Linked DNA regions of Homo sapiens: region 1 is linked to region 2. A link is an interaction called in ENCODE POLR2A ChIA-PET data of the cell type or tissue named here. Cell type or tissue: B cell. All regions are shown on one strand. Links, peaks and the distances in the headings refer to the core of each region. The heading gives the core; the rest is flanking DNA.

What was found. Peaks named below come from ENCODE experiments on the same cell type or tissue, not always from the same donor. Only the 100,000 strongest peaks of a DNase experiment are listed, where the experiment ranks them.
Region 1: POLR2A ChIA-PET joins it to region 2 with 8 read pairs; 7 of 35 experiments call an interaction of 5 or more read pairs at or near these places.

Annotation. Positions count from the first base shown.
Region 1 is chr9:121,144,252-121,148,650 of GRCh38, forward strand. CNTRL (centriolin) reads left to right here. Exons shown (of 44, transcript NM_007018.6): 21 at 592-708; 22 at 993-1,134; 23 at 1,857-2,005. Among named protein-coding and RNA genes, the nearest start is that of RAB14, 55 kb to the right of the region's middle. In B cell, for the core only: no CTCF peak of the experiment used is centred there; no DNase peak of the experiment used is centred there.
Region 2 is chr9:121,084,262-121,088,620 of GRCh38, forward strand. CNTRL (centriolin) reads left to right here. Exons shown (of 44, transcript NM_007018.6): 3 at 4,035-4,282. The coding sequence starts at 4,066. Among named protein-coding and RNA genes, the nearest start is that of CNTRL, 11 kb to the left of the region's middle. In B cell, for the core only: no CTCF peak of the experiment used is centred there; no DNase peak of the experiment used is centred there; H3K27ac peaks cover 813 bases.

The sequences.
Region 1 (4,399 bases), core at 276-4,275, 60 kb after region 2:
TAATTTATTTTGTGCTGCCATGGATACTGCGTTCTACTGAGCCCTGAAAGGAATCATCAAATAAACATGCTATCCCTACCTTTAAGTGTAAGGATGCTTAGGGAGGTAGCTGTCAATATCTACCTGGACAAGGGTTCCTGAAGGATTGTTATATAATCCCTCTGAATCTCAAATTTTTCATCTCGTGCAGTCATGTGAAAATGTTACTTCATAGTATGACTCCTTACTGAGCTAATGTCTGTTACTGTGCTTTATAGGATGCAAATGCTAATGAGATTAAGATAGCAGATCATAGGAGACAAAAATCTAATGATGAGAGCCCAGAGAGACATAATCATGGAAGACGGTAGTAAAAGTAAAAAAGTAAAAAAATTAGCCTTTGTTCTTTCTGATGCCGCACCTTGGGGTTGGGAGCTGGGCAGGCTGCCCAACAATGGGAACAACACAGGAGAAGGTGGGGCTTGGATGTCCCTTTTCATGGACAGCCTGGTAGGCAATGTGATGAAAGCAGAAGAATCAATCCAAGAGGAAGAAATGAAGAAGACAACCTGTGATAGCAGTGGTGCCTTTCTCATACTTCTGTCCCAGTAGGAGTTGCAGGAAGCAGAGAGGTTCAGCAGAAAGGCAGCACAAGCAGCCAGAGATCTCACCCGAGCAGAAGCTGAGATCGAACTCCTGCAGAATCTCCTCAGGCAGAAGGGGGAGCAGGTCAGTGTTGGTACCCAGAGACCTCCTCTTTCTCAGATTCTTATCAGTTCCTAAAAGACAAAATTACTGTAGGTGATGTCTCAAAGAATTCTGAAGTGCAATCAATAGTTAATAAGTACTTTATCCTCTACTGTGTGCCAGGCTTGGTGCAGTTTCCAAGTAATGCAGTTTCCTCACTGGGAAAGTGTAAATAAATATAGAATCATAATCAAGTTGAAAGGATAAATGTGTTTGGGAAAGAATGAATTCATTGGCAACTTTGTATGTGTAATTTTTTTAAATAGTTTCGACTTGAGATGGAGAAAACAGGTGTAGGTACTGGAGCAAACTCACAGGTCCTAGAAATTGAGAAACTGAATGAGACAATGGAACGACAAAGGACAGAGATTGCAAGGCTGCAGAATGTACTAGACCTCACTGGAAGTGGTAAAGTATTGGGCTTTGATTTTTGGCAGTGGTTTTGTAGTCATAAAATTAAATCATCTCATTTGTTTTTTACCTTTAACTGTTACAAATCAAGTCCATGCTTGATTCAGAGAGCTGTGGTAATTAGCTTAATAAGTAAAATAAAATAAATCAGATAATTTTAAGAGTATTTTCTGTAAGTGTGTTACTGGGGGACTTGGTTGCCAAGATAAGAGTTTCGTATTTGTGGGCGAGCACAGTGGCTCATGCCTGTGATCATAGCACTTTGGGAGGCTGAGGTGGGTGGATCGCTTGAGGTCAGGAGTTCGAGACCAGCCTGGCCAACATGGTGACACCCTGTCTCTACTAAAAAATACAAAAATTAGCTGGGCATGGAGGTGGGCACCTGTAAACCCAGCTACTCGGGAAGGTGAGGCAGGAGAATCACTTGAACCTGGGAGGCAGAGGTTGGCAGTGAGCCGAGATTGGGCCGCTGCACTCCAGACTGGATGACGGAGTGAGACTCTGTCTCAAAAAAAGAAAAAAAGAGTTTTGTATTTGTAATTTCAAAATAAATAATGTTTACAAATCAGTTTGCCTTTTTTTGACTTACCAAAGGGCAGACTGAAAGTCAGCTTTGAGGAACTGATAAAATTAATTGGCTCTCTTAGAATCTCTTTTATATTTTGAGAAAGGAAGTAAGTGATTTCATATCAATTTCATAGAATGACTTTTCTTTACAGACAACAAAGGAGGCTTTGAAAATGTTTTAGAAGAAATTGCTGAACTTCGACGTGAAGTTTCTTATCAGAATGATTACATAAGCAGCATGGCAGATCCTTTCAAAAGACGAGGCTATTGGTACTTTATGCCACCACCACCATCATCAAAAGTAGGAATTCTGTGGTGTTGGGAATGTATACTGAATTTTCTTGAAGAAAGTGTGACATTGTCCCCTTCCCCAAATTTATGAACAGGTACCAAAAACAACATTTCTATGCTAAGCCGTGCATTGAGGTTCTGTAGCGTTTTTAATATTTGAGATGAAAATAGGGCCTTCTTGGGGAAGGTGACAGTTGACTGTTCATACTCGGGCGGTATGTGTTAGGGTCCTTGAATGTGGATGCTCTAAGGAGAAAAGGTGATTTGAGCCCAGAGAGCCTGCTGAAATGGACATAGAATTGTGCAGAGCCTCCGACAGAAAAAAAGGCACCTGGATTTCATGTCCTTTTAACGAACATTCATTCAGTGTTTACTGAAGCCTAGGCCAAGTGCTAGGTAGTGGTGGGGCATCACAATGAATGGTAAAGCCCCTGCTCTCAAAGAGTTCATTGGCCATGCCAGCATAATTGCAAAATGGTGACATACCTATGACAACAGACCTGACCTGTATTCTCTAGTTGCAGAGAGGTATTAAGGATTCATCTGATGGGAAGTTCAGGAAGGAATGCTTCACAAGCAGGGATGTGAAGTCAGCACTTAGCAAGCAGTGAGCGTTGGGCTTTTAGGAGGGAGGAAACAGCTCGTATGGAAGAGGAGAGTTATTGGCTTAGCAAAGACAAATAGCTTTGTGGGGCTAGAGGGTTTATAGGAACAGTGTCAGATGAAGCTGAAAAGTAGATTGGGGTCATGCTTTTGTTTTTCTTTTTGTTTTTTGAGACGGAGTCTTGCTGTGTCCCCCAGGCTGGAGTGCAGTGGTGTGATCTTGGCTCCTTGCAACTGCTGCCTCCGGGGTTCAAGCGATTCTCCGGTTTCTGCCTCCTGAGTAGCTGGGATTATAGGCATGCGCCACCACGCCTGGCTAATTTTTAGATTTTTAGTAGAGATGGGGTTTTGCCATGTTGGCCAGGCTGGTCTCAAACTCCTGACCTCAGGTGATCTGCCCACCTTGGCCTCCCAAAGTTCTGGGATTACAGGCGTGAGCCATCACCGTGCCCAGCCTGGAGTCATGCTTTTTTAAAAGGGCCTTAGAATCTCTTACACTTAATTATGTAGGCCATAATTATGTAGGCCATGAGAAATGGGTTGTGTACTAAAATGATCAGAGCTGTAGTTTAGGAATAATATTCTGGCTAGTATAGAGTCTATACTTATGGTAGGGTGAGCTTTCGGTGGGGCTCTTTAAACTGATTCAGGTAAAGAGTAGAAGCCAGAGCTAGATCAGTGGAGCTGGGAAAGAGGAGATGAGATTAAAGGATGTTAAAGAGAAATGGTTAGGGCCTGGGGCCTGAATGTGGGAAGTGAGGAGAAGACTGGGGCCTGAATGTTGAAAGTGAGGAGAAGACTATAGGCTGTATTCATCCAAAGCAGAGGGGCCTGGTGCTATCCTGCTAGAATCAGCCGATGAGCAATAGTCAGGGAGAAGCAGCTCAGACACACTAGGTTCTCAGGGCTGTGTAGACTTAACCAGACCCCTGAAGAGCAGAATCTTAGATTCTCCCAGCAATCCTAAAGGAAGCCAACTCCTTGGTACAACCAGAGCTGGAGGTGGAAGCAGTATAAATTAGAGCAAAACATATAAGCCTGAGCTGGGTGAGGGTTTAGAGGATGTACCTACAGACTGAGAAGGAGAAGGAGGGTAGCAGAGTAGAGCTTTAAAGCCATGCCAAGCTCCCAGGACCACAGAAGACTGGTGACCCCAGATTTCTTCGAAGTTCACTGGTTTCCTTTGCCTCAGTCACTGGGCCATCAAGGATGAGGTTAAAAACAAAACAAAACAAAAAACCACTAGGAAAAATGACTACAGAGAGAACAGAGGCTGACACCCGGGAGTCTCATCACTATGGAGAACTTATTTTCATTTCTCTCTTGGGGAGTTGCTGCATAAAATTAACCCAGTCAAACAGCTAGATAACATGCTTTTTCCATTTTGGTATGGCCAAGGACTTGTGAGTTCTAGAAAATTGTACCAAAAGAGAGGATAGGAGATGGATGTTTTAAAATGGCTTTTGAAAGGATAAATAGACATTAATTTGTTTGCTTTCACCACACTTTGAGCCCTTCACTTTCACAGACCAGTCTGATGTGACCCCAGCCATTACCCACATAGCCCTCCTTTCTGCATGGCTTCCCTGACCCTGCCATGTCGATCAAGTCCAGAGGGATGTTAATAAGCTGAATTGTGTATGGAACTGCAGTTTATGTGACCATGTAATCACCTCACTTCTGTGAAAAATAAGGATAATGAAAAGAAGCCAAGTTCTTTCTCAACCTTGCTACATCTCAACTTTGCTGTAGACTTTGACGTTTCTTAAAATCAGCCTTTCCATTTATAATAGATAGTGTG
Region 2 (4,359 bases), core at 360-4,359:
TGTACTTATAAGAACAACTGTGTATCATGAAAATCATTTTTGCATACACCTAACCTTGCAAATGTAGGACTCTTGATGTTAAGGACTAGTATTGCTCATGCAGACATTTTTTGTTGAGATACTAACTAGTACATTTTACATTTTATGTTATTTATGATTAACTCATTCAATAAATGTTAATTATTTACCATTTGCTAGGCTCTGTTCGAGGCCTACAGTGTGCTATATACTGTACGCACACTGTAGGCACAGCACACTGTATGCCTAGGATAGAAGAGGATGTCATTTTTTTTTTTTTTGTGAGATGGAGTCTCGCTTTGTCACCCAGGCTGGAGTGCAGTGGCGCGATCTTGGCTCACTGCAAGCTCCGCCTCCCAGGTTCAAGCTATTCTTCTGCCTTGACCTCCTGAGCACCTGGGATTCCTGGCGCTTGCCACCACGCCTGGCTAATGTTTTGTATTTTTAGTAGAGACGGGGTTTCACCATGTTAGCCAGGATGGTCTCGATCTCCTGACCTCGTGATCTGCCCGCCTCAGCCTCTCAAAGTGCTGGGATTACAGGCATGAGCCACTATGCCCGGCTGAGGATGTAATTTTTAAGGACTAATCAAGTCACAGTGCTAAACCATTCTGAGCCTTAATGGTCATGAACTTTACCTTTCTTTCATATAGGAAAAGAAATATTTTTATATGAAAACATTTAAAGGAATTTGACCAAGGTCTCTTTCATTAACAAATGCTTTAGTTCCTTCTGGAAGATCTATACTTCAATAAAATTGATTTTGTAAATAAGAATAGTAGACACTGAAGTTTGAAGTGATCAGATGTTTTTCATATAGCATGAGACAAATATGAATGGATTTCAGAAACGATATTTAACAAAAAAGGCAGATTTAAAAGATATTTTATGGTTTCATTTCTCTAAAGTTCAAAAATAGTTCAAAAATCTCTGGTGTTGGAAGTCAGGATGGTGATTCCCCATGTGTGGGAGTTAGTGACTGGAAGGGGGCATGAGACGACTTCTGGGATTCTGGAAATATTCTGTTTCTTTACCTGGATGCTGATTACATAGCTTGTGTTCACTGCATAGAAATTCATGAAGCTATATACACTTATGATTTATGTACTTTATGTATGATACATTGCAATAAAAAATATGCATACAGAGAGAGAGAGAGAGCACATGCATGAAAGAGCACACTGTTGAAAGTATGGTTTTTAAACAGGGTGAATTCTAGTTATAAGATGTTAGATGTATTCATGACCTAGACACCATGGAGCTGCTGGGAATTCAGAGATTACTTCTCCACTTGTGGTTGTTACATTCTGAGCAAGCAAAAGATATATAGTAGGTATATTCAGTGTAATAAACAGGGAGGATTCATTCTGTAGGAAGAAAGTAGATTTCTGGAAAGTCTTCACAAGAAAAGTAACAGTTTAATTGGTTGAGAGAAATAAGAGGATGTTTAATTCCCTTTAACGAATTCCCTTTAAGGAAAGGGAATTTCATGAGCAAAAACTCATGATGTGTTCAGGCAATGACAAAAAGATGACTAGAGCAATGGTATGTGGTGGGGAGGCCAGAAAGTTTGGGCCAGACTGTGATGAGTCCTGTTTGTAGTGCATGGTGCCAAAATGTTTAGACTCATAGGCATTGGGAACCATTACATTTCTTTTGTTTTTATTATATAAGTGGGTCAAAGGTAGAGGATGGATTGAGGATAAAGGAGAACTGGAAGGAAGGTGGTTCTGAGAGTATCTTAATAGTCTAAGCAAGAGAGGATAAAAGTTGAATCTAGGGCAGTAGCTGTGACGATGGATAGAGACGAATTTCAAAATATTTTGGAGATAGAATCAATATTGTTGGACGATGGAGAGGGATGACTGGAAGATAACTCTATTCATTCATTTATTCAACAAATATGTATTGAGTTCCTGCTAGGTACCAGGCACTATGCTAGACTCGGGAGACAGTGTAAACAAAACAGACAGGCTCTCGTGGAGCATACAGTTCAGAATGGAGACAAATGTTAAGCAAAATGACATAAATGTGTAATTTCAAACTGATTATGTGAGGAAAAAATACAAATTCATTGAGAGTATAGAACCGGGGACTTCACTTCATCTGCCCTGCACTGGAGGCTTTCCTGAAGAAGCAACAGTTGAGCTGATCTCTGAAGGAAGACTACAAATTAACATGGTAAAAAGAATGAGATCAAGCATTATTATTACTGTGAGGAGGCCAGTGTGACTGGAGCCCACAATTGAGGGAACGAATGACAGAGGTGAATCTAGAGCAATAGGGACAGATCATGGGGGACCACCTTGTAGGTCATGGTAAAGATTTCCTTCATTACAGACTGCTGGATTTACTTTTTTTTTTTTTTTTTTTTTTCCTGAGATGGAGTCTCGCTCTGTTTCCCAGGCTGGACTGCAGTGGCGCGATCTAGGCTCACTGCAGCTTCTGCCTCCTGGGTTCAAGAGATTCTGTTGCCTCAGCCTCCTCCCCTCGACCCCAAGTAGCTGGGATTACAGGTGCATGCCACCACACCTAGCTAATTTTTGTATTTCTAGTAGAGACGGGGTTTTGCCATGTTGGCCAGGCTGGTCTCAAACTCCTGACCTCAGATGATCCACCTGACTCGGCCTCCCAAAGTGCGGGGATTATAGGCATGAGCCACCGCTCCTGGACTGGATTTACTTTTTAAATAGATCACTCTGGCTATCTGACTGCAATGTAATGATGGAAGAATAAGGCAAGAGAGCTTGTAGACAGATCAGTTAGAAGCTGTTATAGTAGTTTGATGAGGGCTTGGATTAGAGTGCGTGAGAGTGAAAATGGAAAGAAGCAGACTTAATTTGAGAGGTTATTTGGGAGTAAGAATTAACAGGATTTAGCGATTGACTGAGTATGGGACAAGGGAAGAGGGAGGTGTCAGGAATGACTCCCAGGTTTTTGGCTTATTCCAGCGAGCAGTGTTCAGTATTTAGGGAACACTGGAAGACGAAAAGGAGAGTGAGAGGAGGAACGGGGTAAATAAATTCAATCTGGACTGAGTGTAGGATGCCAATGAGATATCACGTAGGCAATTGGAAATAGGAGTCTGGAGCTCAGAGAAAGATTGGATTGAGGTTATAAATATCGGCTGGGCATGATGGCTCACACCCATATGTAATCCCAGCACTTTGGGAGGCCAAGGCACGTGGATCACCTGAGGTCAGGAGTTCGAGATCAGCCTGGCCAACATGGCGAAACCCCATCTCTACTAAAAGTACAAAAATTAGCCGGGCATGGTGACAGGCGCCAGGAATCCCAGCTGCTCGGGAGGTCGAGGCAGAAGAATAGCTTGAACCTGGGAGGCAGAGGTTGCAGTGAGCCGAGATCGCACCATTGCACTCCAGCCTGGGCGACAAGAGTGAGATTCTGTCTCAAAAAAAATAAAAAATTAAATAGAGTAAACACATGGCATTGGGAACCATGGGTGTGCATTAATTTGTCCAAGATAAGATTAGACAGAAACTAGAAGGGACCAATGAGGAGTTCTGATGTTTAAATTACACTGCAAGGAGGAACAAAAGCCAGCAAAGGAGTCCATGGAGTGGCCAGGGAGGCAGGAGGATACCAGGAGAATGCGGTGTCCCAGAAACCAAAGGAAGAAACTTTGAGGAAGGAGAGAGTGCTCATCAGTATTAAATACTGCTGGTTGCCAAATATTCCAGCTTCCTGCATTCTAGGACCCCGTTATGTGGGTAAAAGGGGCCTTGGGACTAGTTTGGTTCAATAAACAGAACAGGAATGACAACACTTCCAGCTGGAGCATGTGTCAATTCTATCCCCTCTGGAGATCCCTTTTCTCTCTGGCAAGGTCATCAGTGATGTTTGATACAGTGTCTGCTCCATCAGCTTGGAGTAGTATGGGTCCTAGCATTTATGGCCTCTGAGTTTATAACTTTATAGACCTGAAGGTTCTAGAAAGAATAGTTTTGATAACTCTTAAAAATTAATCTTGTTGAATATACTGAAAACTCTTACAGGTTTTGATGAACACCTGGCTTTATTCTTGCAATGAAGAAAGGTTCTCAACAAAAAATATTCTCCAAAGCAAAGATACCATCATCATCTCACTCTCCTATCCCATCATCTATGTCCAATATGAGATCTAGGTCACTTTCACCTTTGATTGGATCAGAGACTCTACCTTTTCATTCTGGAGGACAGTGGTGTGAGCAAGTTGAGATTGCAGATGAAAACAATATGCTTTTGGACTATCAAGACCATAAAGGTATCACTTTTTAATCTAAGAATTGGTCTGACCACATACTTCAAGTAGAGATGGAAAATTTTCGGCTTGCATTTTTG